Linked DNA regions of Homo sapiens: region 2 is linked to region 1. Evidence: read pairs that join two places in POLR2A ChIA-PET (ENCODE). Cell type or tissue: CD4-positive, alpha-beta T cell. All regions are shown on one strand. Links, peaks and the distances in the headings refer to the core of each region. The heading gives the core; the rest is flanking DNA. Region 1 holds the start of ZNF439 (zinc finger protein 439). Region 2 holds the start of ANGPTL8 (angiopoietin like 8).

Region 1 (11,401 bases), core at 1,519-9,518:
TTACAGGTGTGCACCACCACGCCTGGATAATTTTCGTTTTGTTAGTTACAGACGGGGTTTCACCATGTTGGCCAGCTTGGTCTCGAACTCTTGACCTCAGGTGATCCACCTGCCTTGGCCTCCCAAAGCGCTAAGATTACAGGTGTGAACCACTGTGCTCGGCCTCTTTTATATGTGTGTGTATATATATATATTCTCTTTTTTAATAAAAGTAAATAGAAACTAGGTCTTACTATGTTGCCCAGGGTGGTCATAGCCCAAGATTTTGGGCTCAAGCGATCTACCCGCCTCGCTCACCCAAAGTGCTGAGATTAAGGCGTGAGAAACTGTGCCAGGCCAAATGAAAGAAACTTAGTGGGAGGCCTGGCACAGTGGCTCACACCTGTAATCCCAGCACTTTGGGAGGCTGAGGCGGGTGGATCACTTGAGCTCAGGAGTTCAAGACCAGCCTGGACAGCATGTTGAAACCCTGTCTTTACTAAAAATACAAAAAATTAGCCGAGCATGGTAATCCCATTCTCACAGTCATAGAAAGGTTCTTTTTTAAGGATTCTACCTACTTGAGAGCATCATATACTGCCAGCACTTGTTCACTTCAAGAGTGTCTGGTTTCATCTCTATGACATAATTACAACCAAAATCCTAAAGGAACTGATTTACCACACTGTGTTTGCCATAAGGCCCAATTTGTACCTGCAGCAGCAGCTGTATCATCCCAACTCACAGCTCTACCCTCTAAAGGTGTGCCTGAGGCTTGTGATCCAGTCCATAGGGAAATATCACTACCTGCTGTGTTTTATAATTGGACCATCCAAGGGTTGTCAGGGTTTTCCCAGAGAGTTTTGTGGGATTTTTTTTTTTTTTTGAGACCAGGTCTTGCTGAAGTTAGTATGGCAGCATACTAACACATTAACCTGTCGAAAGCTTCCTGCAGAGCTGTGTCCCAGTCTCAAAGTGCCCCTTTCTAATAATTCTATATATTGGTATCAAACTTTGGGCTAAGTGTCAGATAAATGCTCTCCAATAATCCAAAGACCAACAAATGTCTGGATTTCTTTTTTCTTTTTTGTTTTTTAAGAGACATAGTGTGGTTCTGTTTCCCAGGCTGGAGTGCAGTGGTGGGATCATATAGCTCACTGCAGAAACTCCTGGGATCAAGGGATCCTCCTGCCTCAGCCTCCCAAGTAGCAGGGAATAAAGGCACATGCCACCATGCCCAATTGTTTATAAATTTTTTTGTACAGATGGAGTCTCACTGTATTTTCCAGGCTGTTCTTGAACGCCCAGGCTCAAGTGATTCCCCAACCTCAGCCTCCCAAAGTGCTGAGATTACAGTCATGAACCAATGCACCCAGCCCTGAAAAGGAAATATTTCGAATGGAAATTCAAAGGGAGAACATCTAATGTTCAAGTTGATGTCTATAGAGCAGTTAACGGGAACTATCATTTAGGGTCTGTGGGATTCTAGGACACTAGGTATGAAACAAATATGAGGAAGGTCAGAGAACAAGCTGACTTAATGATTAATGCTGAAGGTGCTGCCAGCTTGGTTTAAGTTTTCCTCCTCCCTTCCTCCCTGATGAATTTGATAAAGTTTAAAGGGATGGTTTCACCAGGGGCCTTTTACATTGACAGCAAGGAGGTCATCCGCCTGGTAAATCCTCAGTAGTCCAAGCCTCTTACATGGCTAGAATGATCCAGTCCATAAGGAAACGTCACCACCCTCTGTGTTTTACAATTAGACCATCCAAGGGGGTCAGGGTTTCCCCAGGGAATTTGGTGGGATTTTTTTTTTTTTGAGACCGTGTCTTGCTGAAGTACAGTAGCCTGATCAAAGCTCACAGCAGCCTCAAACTTTGGGGCTCGAGTAATCCTCCTGCCTCAGGCTCCTGAGTAGCTGAGACTAAGGGTACACACCACCTCTCCAGGCTAATAAAAAAAAAATTATGGAGATGGGAGTGTCTCACTTCACTGCTCAGGGTGGTCTTCAACTTCGGGCTTCAAGTGATCCTCCCACTTTGGCCTCCTAAAATGTTGGGATTGCAGGTGTAAGCCATGGCACCCGGCCTCCCAGGCTGTTGTTGAAAGGTCTTTGCAATCTCTAAGAGTTCTGCAGCAGTTTATTCCCTGACAGTGAGAGTCTCATCCTTTCACCCCATTTTGCAGCAGTAGTTGGGTGTTCACTTTTCTTTCCATAAGGAAGCGAGCTTGCCAGTGACCCTCATCCCCCTCCTCATCGATGACTTCTTTGTCATCAGAGCCTTCCTCTTCATAAATTCCCACGGAATCCAAGTTTTCACGTCCCAAATTATGATAGCCACAGGCCCTCACCAGCTGCCATAGCACCCCATTTCATGGAAGCCACCTGACTCTTCTTTGAGCATCCTGTCCCAGGAGCCCCCATCTGTGCTCTCCCGGGCTCCAGGCCCTAGAGCCGCGCTGCTGCAGAGCCCAGTTCCCAGGGCTGCTCCCTCCACGTATCCACATCCATCTCCAGCTTTCCACCCTTTCTCTGACCAGACAGGCCTGGAGGTGCTGCAGTGTCAGTGACCGTGGGTCCCTCCGCTGCCACCTCCACCGCGATCTGGAAGTCTTTTAAATGTACTTAAGTTATCTTAGAATTTTCCTTCCCCACTTTATACATAAACATAGGAGGAGAGCAGGGACTCTGCTGGTGTCTTATTCACACAATGGGATTGAGGGTGTTTGTGTCATGGAACTGATCAATGGGGTGAGAAGTAGCTGAATAACCTGCAGGGGCAGCAGAGCCCGAGGCCAGTGACTCCACGCTGAGGCCAGTCTGGAGCCTGCAAAGGAAGGGAAAGGAGCTTTTCCTGGGGGCTTCCTGGGCAGCCCGCCCTCCCCTACAGGTGGCCTCCAGCTGCTCAGAGCAGCTCCAGAAGGAGTGTGGATTCCGAGAAGCTGTAGGGCCCTGGAAAGCAGAAGACCTTCGTGCAGACGCATTTGTGGGGTTCTGTCCTTTCTGGTGTTGTACCTCTGGAGCCTGGGGCTGTCTTCTGGGCAGGGTTTGGGGTTTGACATACATGGGGTCGCTGGAGTCAGAGTTATTTGTATATATAAAGAAAATGTGTGAAAATCAGGCTAGAGACACAATTGTTTGGTGGCGTCACCTGGATAAAAGGTTTATGAGGTTGACAGTTTATTTAGGTCCGAAGCTTAACCCCAGGTGAGAGTTTCCTGCAGGTGAAAATGAAGATCTGGAAGGACGGAGCATTTTCATACTGTGAGGAGGGGATGGGGGTGTGTGAGCAAGTCTTGGCCATGCCTCATCCCCAATTCCGGCCCGCTCGAGGAAATATGCCTCTCCTCCTGGTGCAGTCTTGCCTGGCCTGGTCTCGGTTCCCCTGCTGCTCTGAGGCAGGAGATGGCTCCTGTGGACACTGAGTCTGAAATTCCCTGCACACTCCTGTGACCCCGTGCAGAACGAAGGAGCGGGGACAGTCCTTTGAGTGAGGAAGACGCTAGTGTTCTCTTCTAACAATAGCAAGTTTGGCTGAAATGCAACTATCCAATAACCCGAGTGCAGGAAGCAGCTCGTGTAAGCTTAGAGAAGCTGTTGCTAGAATCTGTCAGTCTGGCTCCGCAGGGCCTGATACCCAGGGCTTCCGCTGTCACTTAGACGTGGGGGGCGGGGCCGAACATTCCATCCAATCAGAGGCACTGGCTCGGGGCCCTGCCCACTGTGCATCCAGGCACGGAGGATGTTGCATTCCTGCCGTCACCTTTGTCGCTGCGAGGGCGGCGGTTGGGATCTGGCCTTTCCAGCCCCGAGAGGGACCTAGTGCCTCTACCCAGATTTCTGTCGCTCTGTCACCTGCGCTATGCCCTGCTTTACTCACAGGAGCTGTAGAGAGGACCCCGGTACATCTGAAAGCCGGGAAATGGTGCGTGTGCTGGCCGGGAGTGGTGCGATGGGGGAGGGGCTGCCTGGAACTGGCGGGACCCGGGCCTCCCTGTGGGCGACTCCGGGGTCTGGGACCGAGTCCTCCTAGAGCTGCTCGGCCCTCGGTCCCCGCGGCCGCTGGATGTGGGTGGGCCGGCAGCCGGGACTCCGGGCGTCCTGTCCCGTCCCTGCCCGTCGACTGCGGCCTTGGCCCCGAAGCCCTTTTGTGCAGCTCCGCGCCCGCAGCCCGACGCCCCAGCTTGTGCGGGGGCCACGGGAGGGTCATGCGCGGATTTCGACTCGGGTGTGGATTTCGTCCGTAGGAGGAGCAGCGGTCTGTGGGGCCCACAGCCTCCACTTTCTCCTGTTAAAAATTATACTGAGGTACGTTAACAAAAAGTTCATTTGAGGAAACAGCCATTCACGAATGAGAAACACCCGGTCCTGGCTTGTGGTTTGTCAACGGAAAAAAAACAGACTATGTAAAATACAGAAGTGTATTCAGAGCCGAGTAGGAGAGACCTTGGCCGAGGGAAACACAACCCCAAGCAGCCTGGAGTAAGTGGTCCGGAGGCGGCTCAGGACAGTTTGGTTTTATTCATTTCAGAGAGACAGGAATTGCAGGGAAAATGATGGATCAAGGCTGGAAGGTGTAAATTCCATTGGCAGAAAGGGTGGGACCTGTGGAAGGGGGGTTAGGAGGCACAGGTGGTTGAGGGATTCTGTAGGTGGCAGCTGGTTGAGAGTGTGAAGCTTTGTCTAAAGTTTGGAGGAGGTAGGAAGGAATGCTGAAGGAAGGGGGTCTGTTATCTGCCACTTCATTCCATCCCAGCCAAAAAACAGTCCTGTTTCTCTAGATTTTATGAATTCTAAGACGTAACTTTACCTTTGCCTTGCGTGGCCTTAGGTCTTGTTTGTAATTTGGTATCTTGTTGCCACAAGGAGTCTGTTTTTCCAGTCAGAGAATGTCTGTTTTTACATGAATGTGCGTCAGTTGCTGCATGTAAACTCCTAAAGGGAGAGGGTATAAGGAGACCTGTCTCACCTCCCATCCTGTCATACAGAGGCACTCAATTTTCAGGGTGTTTTGGGGGTTCCCTTGGCCAAGAGCCAGTCACTTCACTTAGCTGGGAAGGTACTTTGTTTGTTTTTGTTTTTGTTTGAGACGGAGTCTCCTTCTGTCGCCCAGGCTGGTGTGCAATGGCTCGATCTCGGCTCACTGCAACCTCTGCCTTCTGGGTTCAAGGGATTCTCCTGCCTCAGCCTCCTGAGTAGCTGGGATTACAGGCACGCACCACCACCCCCAGCTAATTGTTGTATTTTTAGTAGAGATGGGGTTTCACCATGTTGGCCAGGCTGTTCTCAAACTCCTGACCTCAAGTGATCCACCCCCCTCGGCCTCCCAAAGTGCTGGGATTACAGATGTGAGCCACATCGCCATGCCAGAAGATATGTTTTTATTTTTGTTTTACATGTTTAAGGCTAGGCTTTTATAAGGTACATGAGGAGACAAACCAGATAAATGCTTGATTGGTTGCAGAGATGCAGTCGCCTTATTTGGACTTGTCAACCGGAAATAATCAAAAGGTTCAGATTTCAGTTGGAAGAGTTTATTCAAGCAGAAAGATAGCAATGACCAAAACACAGACTCCAGAAAAATGGACTCAGTACTCCAAAATTGGAAGTTATGTTCTTGCTTATATTACTGAAAAAAGAGGTCCTGATCAGACCCCAAGAGAGTTCTTGGATCTCACACAGGAAGGAATTCAAGACGAGTCACAAAGTGCAGTGCGAAGAGAGTTTATTGAAAGCTACTCTGGGCCAGCATGATGGCTTAGGCCTGTAATCCAAGCACTTTGGGAGGCCCAGGCGAGAGGATCACTTGAGCTCAGGAGTTCGAGACCAGCCTGGGCAACTTAGCGAAACCCCGTCTCTTCCAAAAATAAGAAAAATTAGCCGGATGTGGTGGCCTGTGCCTGTAGTCTCAGTTACTCAGGAGGCTGAGGTGGGACAATCACTTGAACCTGGGAGGCAGAGGTTGCAGCCCAGCCGAGGATGCGCCACTGCACTCCAGCCTGGGTAACAGAGTGAGACCCCATCTCAAAAAACAAAAACAAAACAAACAAACAAAAAAGAGTTGAAGACCAACCTGGCCAACACAGCGAGACCCTGTCTCTATTTAAAAAAATAAAAAAGAAGAAGAAGAAGAAAGAAAGCTTCTCTGTTACAGAGTAGGGCATCCTCATACAGCAAGAGGAGGAATGTACTGTCTTAAGTTTTTCTTATGTAGGGATCTTGTCTATGTAAAGAATAAACTAAGCTGTGCCTACCTGCATGTGGGCTGACAGCATCACAAAATTTATTACTCTGTTGATTTAAAGAAAACTATCCTTTACATTTTAGTGCACAAGTGCATTAAAGCATAACTATAATTACCTTGAAAGCACATATTATGGGTATTGGGGTATTGGGACATCGGGACATTCTGTCGTTGTGGGAGTGTAAGGATACTTGCAGGCATCTTCAGGCTGTTTTCTTCATGGGAAACATTTTATGACTATGGGTTGTGACTGGCAAGGAGTGTTTCTTGTTAGTCTCAAGATGGAGCTGGTTGGTCTTTCTCTGGCTCCCCTAGGCACCTGCTTCCCTAACACTTATATAGGGAAACGGCAAATAAATATAATAGGATTACATTTTCCATAGAAGGCTGATGTATGAGGTACAATAATTTAATTTTTTTTTTTTTTTGAGGCAATGTCTTGCTCTGTGGCCCAGGCTGGAGCAGTGGTGCCATCACGGCTTACTGCAGCCTTGACTTCCCCATCTTGAGCACCTCCGCCTCCCAAGTAGCTGAGACTATAGTCGCCCACTACCACACCTGGGTAATTTTTAATTTTTTATGGAGGTGGGGTCTCGATACATTGCCCAGGCTTGTCTCTAGCTCCTGGCCTCAAACAGTCCTCCTTCTTTGGCCTCCACAAGTCTTGGGATTGCAGGCGTTAGCCAGTGCACCTGGCTAACAACTTAATTTGTTATCGTTTGCTTTTTTCCCCCAGAGCTTGTTTTCTTTTCTTTCTAGCTGGTTTTTATTTCCTTTTCAATTTAAAAGAGTGAATTCAACATTCCAACTGAAGACAATGTGATAGCCATGAAGTCTTTGTGTGAGAAAGTTAAGAGGGAAGTTAGTCTACTACAGAGATCAGTAGTGAAGAGGGGCCCAGTGGGATGGCTCACACCTGTAACCCCAGCACTTTGGGAGGCTGAGGCAGGTGGATGGCTTGATCTCAGGAGTTCAAGCCTGGGCAACATAGTGAGACCCCCCATCTCAATTGTGAAAAATCATATTAAATAAATTAAAAATAGCAAAGAGGGAAAGGGTCTTTCCTGTTTCCCTTCAGTCATTTACAACATTTTATAAAACAGTATAGGTAAGAAGGAAGGCGAATCTGTAATCAAGGAAAGAGGTGTTCCAGCTGGCTATTTGAAAGCTGTGTGTCATGTGACTCAACCCCATGATCACATTGCTTCAAGACAGTTTAGAGATGCACCAGCTTAAATATTTGAATTACTTGGTTGTTTTTGTTTGTTTGTTTGTCTTGAGACGGGGTCTCACTCTGTCGTCTAGGCTGGAGTGCAGTGGTGCAATCTCAGCTCACTGCAGCCTCCACCTCCTAGGTTCAAGTAATTCTCCTGCCTTAGCCTCCCAAGTAGCTGGGATTACAGGTACATGCCACCATACTCGGCTAATTTTTGTATTTTTAGTAAAGACAGGGTTTTATCACATTGGCCAGGCTGGTCTCCAACTCCTGTCCTCAAGTGGTCCACCCACCTTGGCCTCCCAAAGTGGCGGGATTACAGGTGTGAGCCACCATGGCTGGCCTGACTTACTTCTTCCAACAGCCTATATAGGTAGAAAATTTCTAGTTATGTAATCAGAGGTTAATTGGTGGACTGTGCCTGATTAAGCATAAATTTCATTTTTCTATAAATTAGTAATTTTATTTATTTATTTTTTTTGAGACGAAGTTTCACTCTTGTTGCCCAGGGTGGTGTGCAGTGGTGCAATCTCGGCTCACTGCAACCCCTGCCTTCCAGTTTCAAGCGATTCTCCTGCCTCAGCCTCCTGAGAAGCTGGGATTACAGGCGCCTGCCACCACGCCTGGCTAATTTTTGTATTTTTAGTAGAGACTTGGTTTCACCATGTTGGCCAGGCTGGTCTCGAACTCTTGACCTCGTGATCCACCTGCCTTGGACTCTCAAAAGTGCTGGGATTACAGGTGTGAGCCACCACGCCTGGCCTAAATTAGTAATTTTCAAGAGTTGTATTTCAATTTGATTTCAGGGTCGTTAGGTACCACGGACCCTACTGGATTGAACAAAGGAGGACGAATGCGGGAATAAAGACAAAGGCAAAAGAATATGTTTGGAACAAGGGGTCAGGGGGCTTCTTGCTTGTAGTGAACGTGGGCCCCGAGCTTCTAGCACCCTTCATGTTTACTGAGTAAAGGGGATAGAGAGAAGCGGGTGGTTGTAGGTCAGCTACTTGATTTAGAGCAGGCCTGCATGACTGCATTTTTCAAACAATAGGCTCCAGATGTCCCAGTAGATAACCTCAAGCAGCACAGCACCAGGGAGTGATTGTCCTCAGTATACCTTCTGGCAGCAGAAGCAGATGTGAGTTTGCCCACATTCTGCATTCATGATAAACAGTTCACTGTTTATCATATAGCCTTCAGTGGAAAGCTGAGTTGGTCACAACCTTTGGGCCTTGGGCTCCCAACATCTCTCCCTTTCTGTTTATGCATTAATTGAATGAATGTAAGGCCAGGTTGGGCAGCTCTCATTTTCTGATTGGCGGTCCATCTGATTTTACAGACTATGAACAAAAAACAGAGACTAAACAACATCATTCCAATAACTATATATGAGATGTTAATATAGTGCTTTAGATTGGTCCAAATATTGAGGCTCTCTAGGCCTTGCAGGAATTCACTCCAGACTTCTAAGGAAGGCTGAAACTCTTGAGTTTGCTTATTTAAGTCAAGAATTTTGTTTTGCAGTTCACCAATATCAAAGGTCCCGTGGATGCTCACTTTGGTTGTATTCTAAGTTGTTTACACAAATATGAGTGGCATTAAGATGACAGCACAATTGCTGTTGCAATTGTAAGCTTTGTGCTTGTTCCCCTAACCATAGAACTATGGATTTCAACATTGCCACTTCAGTTTGTAACTCAGTGTTAATTCTATTATGAAGTAGCCACACTTGGTTGGCTGTATGCATCCAGTTCTGCACGTACTGAACTGTTTGAATAGAACTATGCAAAGTGATGGAGTACATCACAACAGAAGTTTTTGGTGTGACCAAGGAAACAATAGCCAAAATTATCATGCCTAAGGCTCTACGGGCACGATGAGTAAGCTGAGTTAGAAGAAGTTTCACAAAGTGCAAAGCAGGGGTGGCAGCCCAAGGCTTGGACAGATTAATGGGAATCCATAGCCCAGGGATGCAACCCAAAATCATCAAAGTAGAGATATTATGTGTTTGTGGCCAGGCACAGTGGCTCACGCCTGTAATCCCAGCACTTTGGGAGGCCAAGGCAGGTGGATTACAAGGTCAGGAGTTCGAGACCAGCCTGGCCAACATGGTGAAACCCCGTCTCTACTAAAAATACAAAAATTAGCCAGGCATGGTGGCGGGCACCTGTAATCCCAGCTACTCAGGAGGCTGAGGCAGGAGAATTGCTTGAACCCAGGAGGCAGAGGTTGCAGTGAGCCGAGATCGTGCCACCGCACTCAAGCTTGGCAACAGAGCAAGGCTCTGTCTCAAAAAAAAAAAAGAGATATTATGTATTTGCAATGTGCTATGATTAATGTAGTGATATAACTGACAAGATTTACAGGTCAATTGGGTATTGTTTACCTGGAGCTAATCCTTCTTAGCTGCCAAAAAGACATAAGGATTAAAAACACAAACCGTAAACTGAGTGGTGATATTCTTTACAAGTGTAGCATTAAAACTGTGTTGCTTACTATTGCTATTATTGGATAGTATCCCAACCCCGATGCTGCCATTCATAAATGAAGGTGCTGCCTTCCATAACGTCTTTTGGATTGGTCCTTGCCTGCCTGGATAATGCCACTGAGGAAGAGGTGAGCTAAAGCCTGCTCCACACCAAGCAATCTGGGCAGCAGACTGGGATTGGATCCCGGTGTGGTATAAAGAAGAAGTATTAAAAGCTTACCACCAATGCCAGCCAAGTTTGTGCCATGATTTCTAATTTTCATCTTTTCCATGTAGTTGACCTTTAGGTCCCCAATCCACAATGTCTGCAGTTAACATAGATTGTTTTCTATGGGCCAAGACTCTGGGTCCATGGAGGGGGGTAGGAACTATGGAAGGGAATCCATTCCATATAGTCAGCACAGGTGGGGCGACTGGGCCGGGAATGGTTGGTTAGCACACCAGTTACATTAATGGAACCAAAACATAATAAGTACATGACTTTTCCATAGTGATTCCACCATGCTTGAGCTTGAATTATAAGACAGCTACTGTTGAGTGACATCTCTGTGGTGATACACAAAGGGAGTCCTTCTAGTGGGGTGGTATAATTGATGACATTGTTCTAAGAGTCTAACTGTTCTATGCCATGGGGAGTTAGGGGTCCTGGAGCCCACGGTCCCTGATCATGATAGATTTCAGAAAGAGCGTCACTCCAAAGTATAGGCCGTACTGCTGGGGGATTGGGAACATATGCCCAATATGTTTTTACCTCTGTACAGGGAAAACATACTGCACAGGACATTATGGCTGACAGGCCAAGAACATGGCATCAGGGGTTTTTGCCTGTCCCTGACGCTCCAGTAGTTTCTCAGCTTCTTGCATGGTTTTCTTGAGTTGTCCCCAGGTTATGGGGGTTGATGTCGTTGTGACTCCGGTCAGCCTTCTCTCCGTCTTCACACTCAGGCTCAGCTGGCTCATGGGTTGTACCGGAGGGACCAAGCCCATTGTTGGCCACCATGGGTCCCTCCAGTTTCCCGTTCCATGGTGGCACGCACCTTGAGGGCACTCACATGGTGTGTCCATCTCCTGTAGAAACACAAGCATACCTTCATCCCCATGTCAGTAAATCCACCGGACCTTTCCATTGTCCTTCTTCCAGGGATTTCCATAACACTTTCAGATAAACTTTCCTCTTTTCCTCTAACACTTGCCAATGTCTTTCTGCTGGAGTCTTACCATCCAGACCAGGAGTCAAACAATTTAAAGTAAATAAGGCTAAATGTAATTTTATTTGAGGTGGTAGCTGGTCTCCTATACCCCCTTTCTGTTTTTTCAACATGCATTGTAATGTTTGATGTGCCCACTCTATAATGCCTTGTCCTCAGGGATTGTAAGGTATTCCTGTTTTGTGGGTGATTGCCCATAACTGTAAAAAGTTTTGAAAAACATGGCTAAGTATAAGCAGGTCCATTGTCCGTTTTTAATTGTTTA
Region 2 (8,000 bases), core at 1-8,000, 610 kb before region 1:
CAATAAAAGCCCCCACGTGGCAAGTATGTGGGAGGGGAACAAGAGCAGATATTGTAATGGCAGGTCAAACAGCTCAGGGCAAACCATCAATGCTTATAAAATCTTTACTGTTATTACCATCATCATTGCGATGCCTATTCATAGATGGAGAAACAGGCTCAGCATGGTGAGTCTCAGGAACTCCCAGCAGGGTCTGGGGCCCGTCCTCTCCCAATGCCCCCCACCCACACCTGGCCCTGAGCCCCAGGAAGCGTGATCCCGGCGTGGCCTAGCCGGACATTCGCCTGATGCAACTATCGCACCACTGCCAGGCCCTTGTGCAATGCGGGGCACCAGGTCGGCCAGTTAACGATTGACTGGGGATCAGTGGGGGTATGAGGCATAAAAGGCTTCAGTGACAGTGCTGTGGCTATACCTTAGACCCTCAGTCATGCCAGTGCCTGCTCTGTGCCTGCTCTGGGCCCTGGCAATGGTGACCCGGCCTGCCTCAGCGGCCCCCATGGGCGGCCCAGAACTGGCACAGCATGAGGAGCTGACCCTGCTCTTCCATGGGACCCTGCAGCTGGGCCAGGCCCTCAACGGTGTGTACAGGACCACGGAGGGACGGCTGACAAAGGCCAGGAACAGCCTGGGTCTCTATGGCCGCACAATAGAACTCCTGGGGCAGGAGGTCAGCCGGGGCCGGGATGCAGCCCAGGAACTTCGGGCAAGCCTGTTGGAGACTCAGGTGGGCACCGTAGCTGCGACACTGTGGGGTGGCCAGGAGTCCAAAGAGGAGTTCGTGTCTAGGGTAACCAACCATCCTGGTTTGCCCAGGACTGAAGGGATTCCTGGGATACAAGATTTTCAGCGATAAACTCAGGCAAGTCCTTAGGTACACAAAGATGAGTTGGACATCCTACTAGTGACCCACTGTTTATTAAGCAGATGGAGGAGGATATTCTGCAGCTGCAGGCAGAGGCCACAGCTGAGGTGCTGGGGGAGGTGGCCCAGGCACAGAAGGTGCTACGGGACAGCGTGCAGCGGCTAGAAGTCCAGCTGAGGAGCGCCTGGCTGGGCCCTGCCTACCGAGAATTTGAGGTCTTAAAGGTAAGGAGCTCCCCCAACCCTAGTGGGCTGAGACCCTGATTTCCGGCCAGAACTCGCTTCTGCACCTTGAGTCCCAAAGACCTCCCAGATCAGCCTCCCAGCTCTGTGGCCTCTACCCTGCATGTCCCCAGACAAAACTCAAGTCCTTTTGTGTGCCTCAGTTTCCCTTTTGTGTGCCTCAGTTGCAAATAAGGGCAACACCTGATATCTCACAGTAGGGCCAGGTACTCAATGCAGGTAAAATATTCAGCATGGGGCGGGCACACAGTTGGTGCTCAATAAATTCTTTTTTTTTTTTTTTTTGAGACAGAGTCTCACTGTTGCCCAGGCTGGAGTGCAGTGGTGTGATCTTGGCTCACTGCAACCTCCACCTCCTAGGTTCAAGTGATTCTCCTGCCTCAGCCTCCTGAGTAGCTGGAATTACAGGTGCACCAGCTAATTTTTGTATTTTTTAGTAGAGATGGGATTTCACCATGTTGGCCAGGCTGGTCTCGAACTCCTGACCTCAAGGGATCTGCCTGCCTCGGTTTCCCAAAGTGCTGGGATTACAGGTGTGAGCCACTACACCTGGCCAATAAATTCTTACTACTAGAGAAACTGGTAACATTTTGTGAGCACCCAGTAAGTACCCAGCACTGTTCTATGCCCTTTAATAATCCATATGATGGCCGGGCATGGTGGCTCATGCCTGTAATCCCAGCACTTTGGGTAGCTAAGGTGGGTGGAACACTTAAGGTCAGGAGTTCGAGACCACCCTGGCCAACATGGTGAAACCCCGTCTCTACTAAAAATACAAAAAATTAGCTGGGCGTGGTGGCACATGCCTGTAGTCCCAGCTACTCAGGAGGCTTAGGTAGGAGAATCGCTTGAACCTGGGAGGTGGAGGTTGCAGTGAGCTGAGATCGTGTCATTGCACTCAGCCTGGGTGACAGAGAGAGACTCAAAAAAAAAAAAAAATCCATAGGATGTTCATCACCTCCCCATGAAGTGAGTCCTATTTTATCCCCATTTTACAGATGGGGAAACTGAGGCCAAAGAGCATTGTTGACTTGCTGGGTCACACAGATACAATGAGGGGCTGGGGCAGAGGGTCAGGGGATGGGAGGTGAGGTGGCTGTCGGCTGAGGTTTCCATTCTGACCCCCACAGGCTCACGCTGACAAGCAGAGCCACATCCTATGGGCCCTCACAGGCCACGTGCAGCGGCAGAGGCGGGAGATGGTGGCACAGCAGCATCGGCTGCGACAGATCCAGGAGAGGTGAGCCTGGCAGGGGTTTGGCAGGCAGGGCAGTTGGATGGGGGGCGCACAGGGCAGCTGGAAAGGGGCCCCCTCACCTGGGCTGAGCCACATCTCCCTCCCCAGACTCCACACAGCGGCGCTCCCAGCCTGAATCTGCCTGGATGGAACTGAGGACCAATCATGCTGCAAGGAACACTTCCACGCCCCGTGAGGCCCCTGTGCAGGGAGGAGCTGCCTGTTCACTGGGATCAGCCAGGGCGCCGGGCCCCACTTCTGAGCACAGAGCAGAGACAGACGCAGGCGGGGACAAAGGCAGAGGATGTAGCCCCATTGGGGAGGGGTGGAGGAAGGACATGTACCCTTTCATGCCTACACACCCCTCATTAAAGCAGAGTCGTGGCATCTCACCCAGGGTGTCTGTGTGTGTCCTTGGCTTAGGGAGACCCCACCCAGCATGATGTATGAATACCTCCCATTCAAGTGCCCAGCTGGGCCCCAGAGGCCGTACCTGTAGCTGGTATGGGGGGCATAGACTTCGCGGGCGGGGAACTCCAGAATCTCCTTGGTGGGCCGGCCCCTGGGGTCCGGGTAGGGCTTGATATGAAGCAGCTCAGGGGAGAGGCAGAAGTGGGGATTTTCAGGAGCCGGAGAAATGTCGATCTTGAGCTGGGCTGGGAAGGGAAGAACCGGTTTGCACCTGCCTGGGAGCCTCCTGGCTCAGCCCACCCTTTCTGGGCTGTGTAGTCAGGGCAGACTCTCCCATGATGTTCTCTGGGGACTGGGGGCTGTGTCCCTCAGGCGCCAAGGCCAGAAATTGCCCTCAACTCTGCTGTCTGTCACCCTAAATTTTTTTTCGTTTTTGTTTTTCTTTTTTTTAAGTGGAGTCACTCTGTTGCTCAGGCTGGAGTGCAGTGGGGCGATCTCGGCTCACTGCAACCTCTGCCTCCCCAGTTCAAGTGATTCTCCTGCCTCAGCCTCCCAGGTAGCTGGGATTACAGGTGTGTGCCACCACACCTGGTGAATTTTTGTATTTTTAGTAGAGATGGAATTTCACCATGTTGGCCAGGCTGGTCTCAAACTCCTGACCTCAAGTGATCTGCCCGCCTCGGCCTCCCAAAGTGCTGGCATTACAGGTATGAGCCATCACACCTGGCCCCCAGGCTGGTCTTGAGCTCCTGGGCTCAAACAATCATCCTCCTGCCTCAGCCTCCCAAAGTGTTGGCGTTACAGACTTGAGCCACTGCACCCCAGCCTTACCCCTACATTTGATCAACTCTGCCCCCAGGACCCCTGCCTGCCCCGCTGCCATTAACCACCTATTGACGCTGTATCCATCTTATTTATTCTGCTTCTTGTCTATGGTCCCCATTAGAAGCTGTAGCCAGCCCCTGAGGTCAGGGATTTGTCCATCATGGTCATCGTTGGGTCTCTGATGCCCCTGGCACAGTAGGTGCTCTCAGTGTAGGTTTGTTGAGTGGCTGAGTGAGAGTGATACTTCTTGTGTATGGGGTGTGCCACGCACCAGTCACAGGACGTAGTCGCCGCAGCAGGGACGACGGGCGCCTCATGTCAGCCAGGAACTTGAAGAGGTCCTCGTCACTGAGTCGCTCAGCCTCCTACATGGGACCCACTCCCGTCAGCCTGGGCCAGGGGGCTAGGGGTCCCCAGGGCTAATGCAGCCAGCGGGGAGTGGGAGAGTCCCTGGCCCCAGGGTAGGACACCTGCTTAAAGAAGTTTGTGACAGTTAGCGTGGCTGGACGGAAGCCAGAGAAGCTGCAGGCGTCGTCCCCACTACTCGCCCGGTCCTGGGGCCCCCGACGGCGGCGGTCTGTCCAGGCTGGCCGGCGCTCTAGGGGAGGGAATGACAATGACAAAAGGGGGACCAAGATGAAACAGGGAGACTCAGGGGCGGCACAGTTCGGCCAGCAGAGGGCGCACCCCCTCGCCCCGTAGCCCCGCCCCAGGCCTGTCAGCACCACCCTTTAGCCCCGCCCCAAGCCTGTTAGCCCCGCCTCCTCACCGCCCTCCGAGTCAGAGTCCCGGTCCAGCTGCCCAGCGCTGCTCACGATGTTGGCCAAGTGCACGGCCGTCCAGGCGAAGGGCATGCGGTAGCGGCCCAGGCGGGTGCAGAACTGCTCGGCCGCCAGGCGCAGCTTCTCTAGCTTCTCTTTGTTCTGTGGGGAGACCCCGTCCCCTGCCAGCTCAGCATCCTAGCCCTGCTGAGTCAGGGATCTGTTGCCCCTAGTCCAGCCTCCACACGCTTACCTTGGCTGTGTCCACTTCTTTCAACACCATGTAAGGCTCACAGCACTCACTGATGTCCCCTTGCTGAAGCACCTTCTCCAACTGCGGGGCAGATGAATGAATCCAGTGAGGCGCTGCCCGAACGCTCTGTTCCCCCGTGCTGGCTCCCCAGCCTCCTGGACCCCTCATGGGCCCTCGGACACTCCTAACATATGAAGGCCTTTGCTCCAACACCTCCCATGGCTCCCGCTGTCCTTGGGATCAAGGGTTAGTGTTGGCCTGCCTGGTGGCTACTCCCTCCCATTCTTCAGATCTACCCCTAACCTCCAAGCCTACCTTTAGCTGGTGATATTTTCCCTAAATTTACTTATTTATTTACATTTATGTATGTATGTATGTATGTATTATATAGAGACAGGGGTCTCGCTATGTTGCCTAGGCTGGTCTCAAACTCTTGGGCTCAAGTGATGCCCCTGCCTCTGCCTCCCAAAGTGCTGGGATAACAGGCTTGCTGTGAATTTTTTTTTTTAGACAGAGTCTCCCTGTTGCCCAGGCTGAAGTGCGTGATGGGATCTCAGCTCACTGCAACCTCTGCCTCCTGAGTTTAAGCAATTCTCCTGCCTCAGCCTCCTGAGTAGCTGGGATTACAGGCATGACCCACCACACCTGGCTTTTTTTTTTTTTTTTTTTTTTTTTTTGAGATGGGGTCTCGCTCTGTCACCCAGACGGAAGTGCAATGGCACAATCTCGGCTCACTGCAACCTCTGCCTCCCGGGTTCAAGCAATTCTCCTGCCTCAGCCTCCCAAGTAGCTGGGACTACAAGCGCCTGCTACTACGTCCCGCTAATTTTTGTATTTTTAGTAGAGACGAGGTTTCACCATTGGTCAGGCTGGTCTGGAACTCCCAACTTCAGGTGATCTGCCTGCCTCGGCCTCCCAAAGTGCTGGGATTACAGGCGTGAGCCACCGCGCCCAGCCAATTTTTGTGTTTTTAGTAGAGAATGGGTTTCACCATGTTGGCAAGGTTGGTCTCAAACTCCTGGGCTAAAGCGATCCTCCCGCCTCAGCCTCCCAAAGTGCTAGGATTACAGTTGTGAGTCACTGTGCCTGGCCTTCCCTACATTTTTCTTTGTTAGTGTAAATAGAGGCCACTCTGGGCATGGCTCTGAGCCATGAGGCCTAGACTCCAATCCTGACCACTCAGGGGCTGTGGGACCCTGGGCAGTGGGACCCTATCCACTCTGTGCCTCAGTTTCCCCATCTGGAAAATGGGAACCATGGCACCCCTCCACCTTAGGCCCTGTGGTGAGGACTGAAGGAGGGATCCCTGTGAAGCGTGACCATAGCAGCACCTGCCTGTGGATACTGGATTCATTTCATCATTGCAAACTAATAGAAGGTTTTGAGAAAAGAAATTTGACCTCCCTCCCAGAAACAGAAAATCTCAAATGAGGGTGCCAACTATGTCTTTCATCTGTCCACAAACTTCCCAACAGCATCTCACCCACCTCCGAGGACCCCAGCCTGTCACATGTGCCTAGGGATGGCTTTTCTCCCCAGGCTGCCCACGTATAGTTATCAGCTCAACTGTCGCCTCTCCCTGGAAGCCCTTGGTGATTTCTCCCCACCTGAGTTGGATCAGGGGCCTCCTCCCTGCCTGTGTTTCCCCCACAACAGCCCTGATTACCCTTCTTGGTGATGTATCTGTCTCATTCTGTGAAGGCAGGGACTAAATCAGTGACATTCGCCATTACCACCCCCTTGCCCAGCCCCAGCAGGCACCTTGATGACCAGGAAGATGTCAGGTGAGGGGTAGGTCACAGAGAAGATGGCAGAGCGGGCCAGGGTGGAGATGGCAGGGTGGGTGCCATGAGCCCGAAGCAGCCCCTTCATGGAGTCCGAGTTCAGGTCGAAGTAGAAGTTCTCCGAGATCTGGGGACACCAGAGGCAGCTGGGCCACCACCTCTGGGAAGCCCACAGCCCCCCAACAAGGAGAAGGAAGGGGAGGAAAGAGAAAAAAGGGCCTCCTACCTTCTTTTTCTCCCGCACATCATACAGAGCCAAGATCCCAAAGATGGGCTCAATTTCAATCTCGAACCTACAAGTAAATGGGAGGGAGGGGGCTCTCCTTAACACTTCCCGCTGTCCACACACCCCACTCCCTCTTGAGGCCCAAGGTGGGGGGCATCTGACTCCCACTGGGCCACATGGAACCGCCACTTAAGGGCTTGCAGAAAAGGTACATCTCATTTTGCAAAAGGGGAAACTGAGGCACTGAAGTTTTTTGTTGGTTTTTTTTTTTTTGAGACAGAGTCTCGCTCTGTTGCCCAGGCTGGAGTGGAGTGGTGCGATCTCGGCTCACTGCAACCTCTGCCTCCCGGGTTTAAGCAATTCTCCTGCCTCAGCCTCCTGAGTAGCTGGGACTACAGGCACGTGCCACCATGCCCAGCTAATTTTTTGTGTTTTTAGTAGAGACAGGGTTTCTATGTATGTATTTATTTATTATATAGAGACGGGGTCTCGCTGTGTTGCCCAGGCTGGTCTCAAACTCTTGGGCTCAAGTGATGCCCCCGCCTCTGCCTCCCAAAGTGCTGGGATAATAGGCATGAGCCATCACGTCCCCGGCTTGCTGTGAATTTTTTATTTTATTTTTTTAGACAGAGTCTCCCCTGTTGCCCAGGCTGAAGTGCGTGGTGGGATTTCACCATGTTGGCCAGGCTGGTCCCACCCGCCTCAGCCTCCCAAAGTGGTGGGATTACAGGCGTGAGCCACCGCGCCCCGCCGACACTGAAGTTTTTTTCCCCCTCCCTACACCCTCAGTAAGTAACTCACACAGAGCTCCTCCTCCCTGCAACCACGGCCCTTGTTCCGTTGGCATGGGGGCAGTTTTGGGCTCAACAATCCCCACATCTTGAAATTCTCAACTTCCGGGTTTCCCCATCCCTCCTTTCTGGGGTGTCATCTGCCGCCATTGTCACTCTGCACGGAGTTCCCATCTCGCTCACCTGAACGGCCACCATAAAAGTCCTTCCCTGTCTTACTCCACCTTGCTGGCCTCCGCTCACCACGCACCTCCAAACTGAAACACTGAGCACTCCCCGTTACACCCCTTCCATCCTCTCTATTCAGCCAGCTCCTCTTCCTCACTGGGTCTCCATGTACACGTCCCCCTGCAAGGGAAGCTGTCCCAGATACCCGCTCGCACCCCTCAAGCTGGGCCAGGGGACTCCTCCAGGACTCTAGGCACTTTCAGCATCGCTTATCCCGGCTCTGTGTGGTCATCGCATGGTTATGTGTCCTGTATACAGTAGGGACTTCATAAATGTTTTATTTTTGTTTCTTTGTTTGTTTGAGGCTGGAGTGCAGTGGCACAATCTCGGCTCACTGAAACCTCTGCCCTCCGGGTCAAGAGATTCTCCCGCCTCAG

The links. ChIA-PET counts read pairs that join two places held together with the same protein. Peaks named below come from ENCODE experiments on the same cell type or tissue, not always from the same donor. Only the 100,000 strongest peaks of a DNase experiment are listed, where the experiment ranks them.
Region 2: POLR2A ChIA-PET joins it to region 1 with 8 read pairs; 1 of 35 experiments calls an interaction of 5 or more read pairs at or near these places.

The regions. Positions count from the first base shown.
Region 1 is chr19:11,845,026-11,856,426 of GRCh38, forward strand. It overlaps ZNF439 (zinc finger protein 439), which reads left to right and starts at 3,701. Exons shown (of 4, transcript NM_001348719.2): 1 at 3,701-3,905. The coding sequence starts at 3,843. In CD4-positive, alpha-beta T cell, for the core only: no CTCF peak of the experiment used is centred there; a DNase peak (open chromatin) is centred at 3,656; H3K4me3 peaks cover 1,342 bases.
Region 2 is chr19:11,239,208-11,247,207 of GRCh38, forward strand. It overlaps DOCK6 (dedicator of cytokinesis 6), which reads right to left. Exons shown (of 48, transcript NM_020812.4): 8 at 6,605-6,671; 9 at 6,356-6,505; 10 at 4,595-4,675; 11 at 4,350-4,503; 12 at 4,051-4,178; 13 at 3,852-3,945; 14 at 2,838-3,000. ANGPTL8 (angiopoietin like 8) reads left to right here and starts at 412. Exons shown (of 4, transcript NM_018687.7): 1 at 412-727; 2 at 928-1,089; 3 at 2,238-2,347; 4 at 2,453-2,736. The coding sequence starts at 431. The coding sequence ends at 2,480. RefSeq lists an enhancer at 4,274-5,084. In CD4-positive, alpha-beta T cell, for the core only: a CTCF peak has its summit at 4,219 (motif pointing right); a DNase peak (open chromatin) is centred at 4,304; H3K27me3 peaks cover 1,483 bases.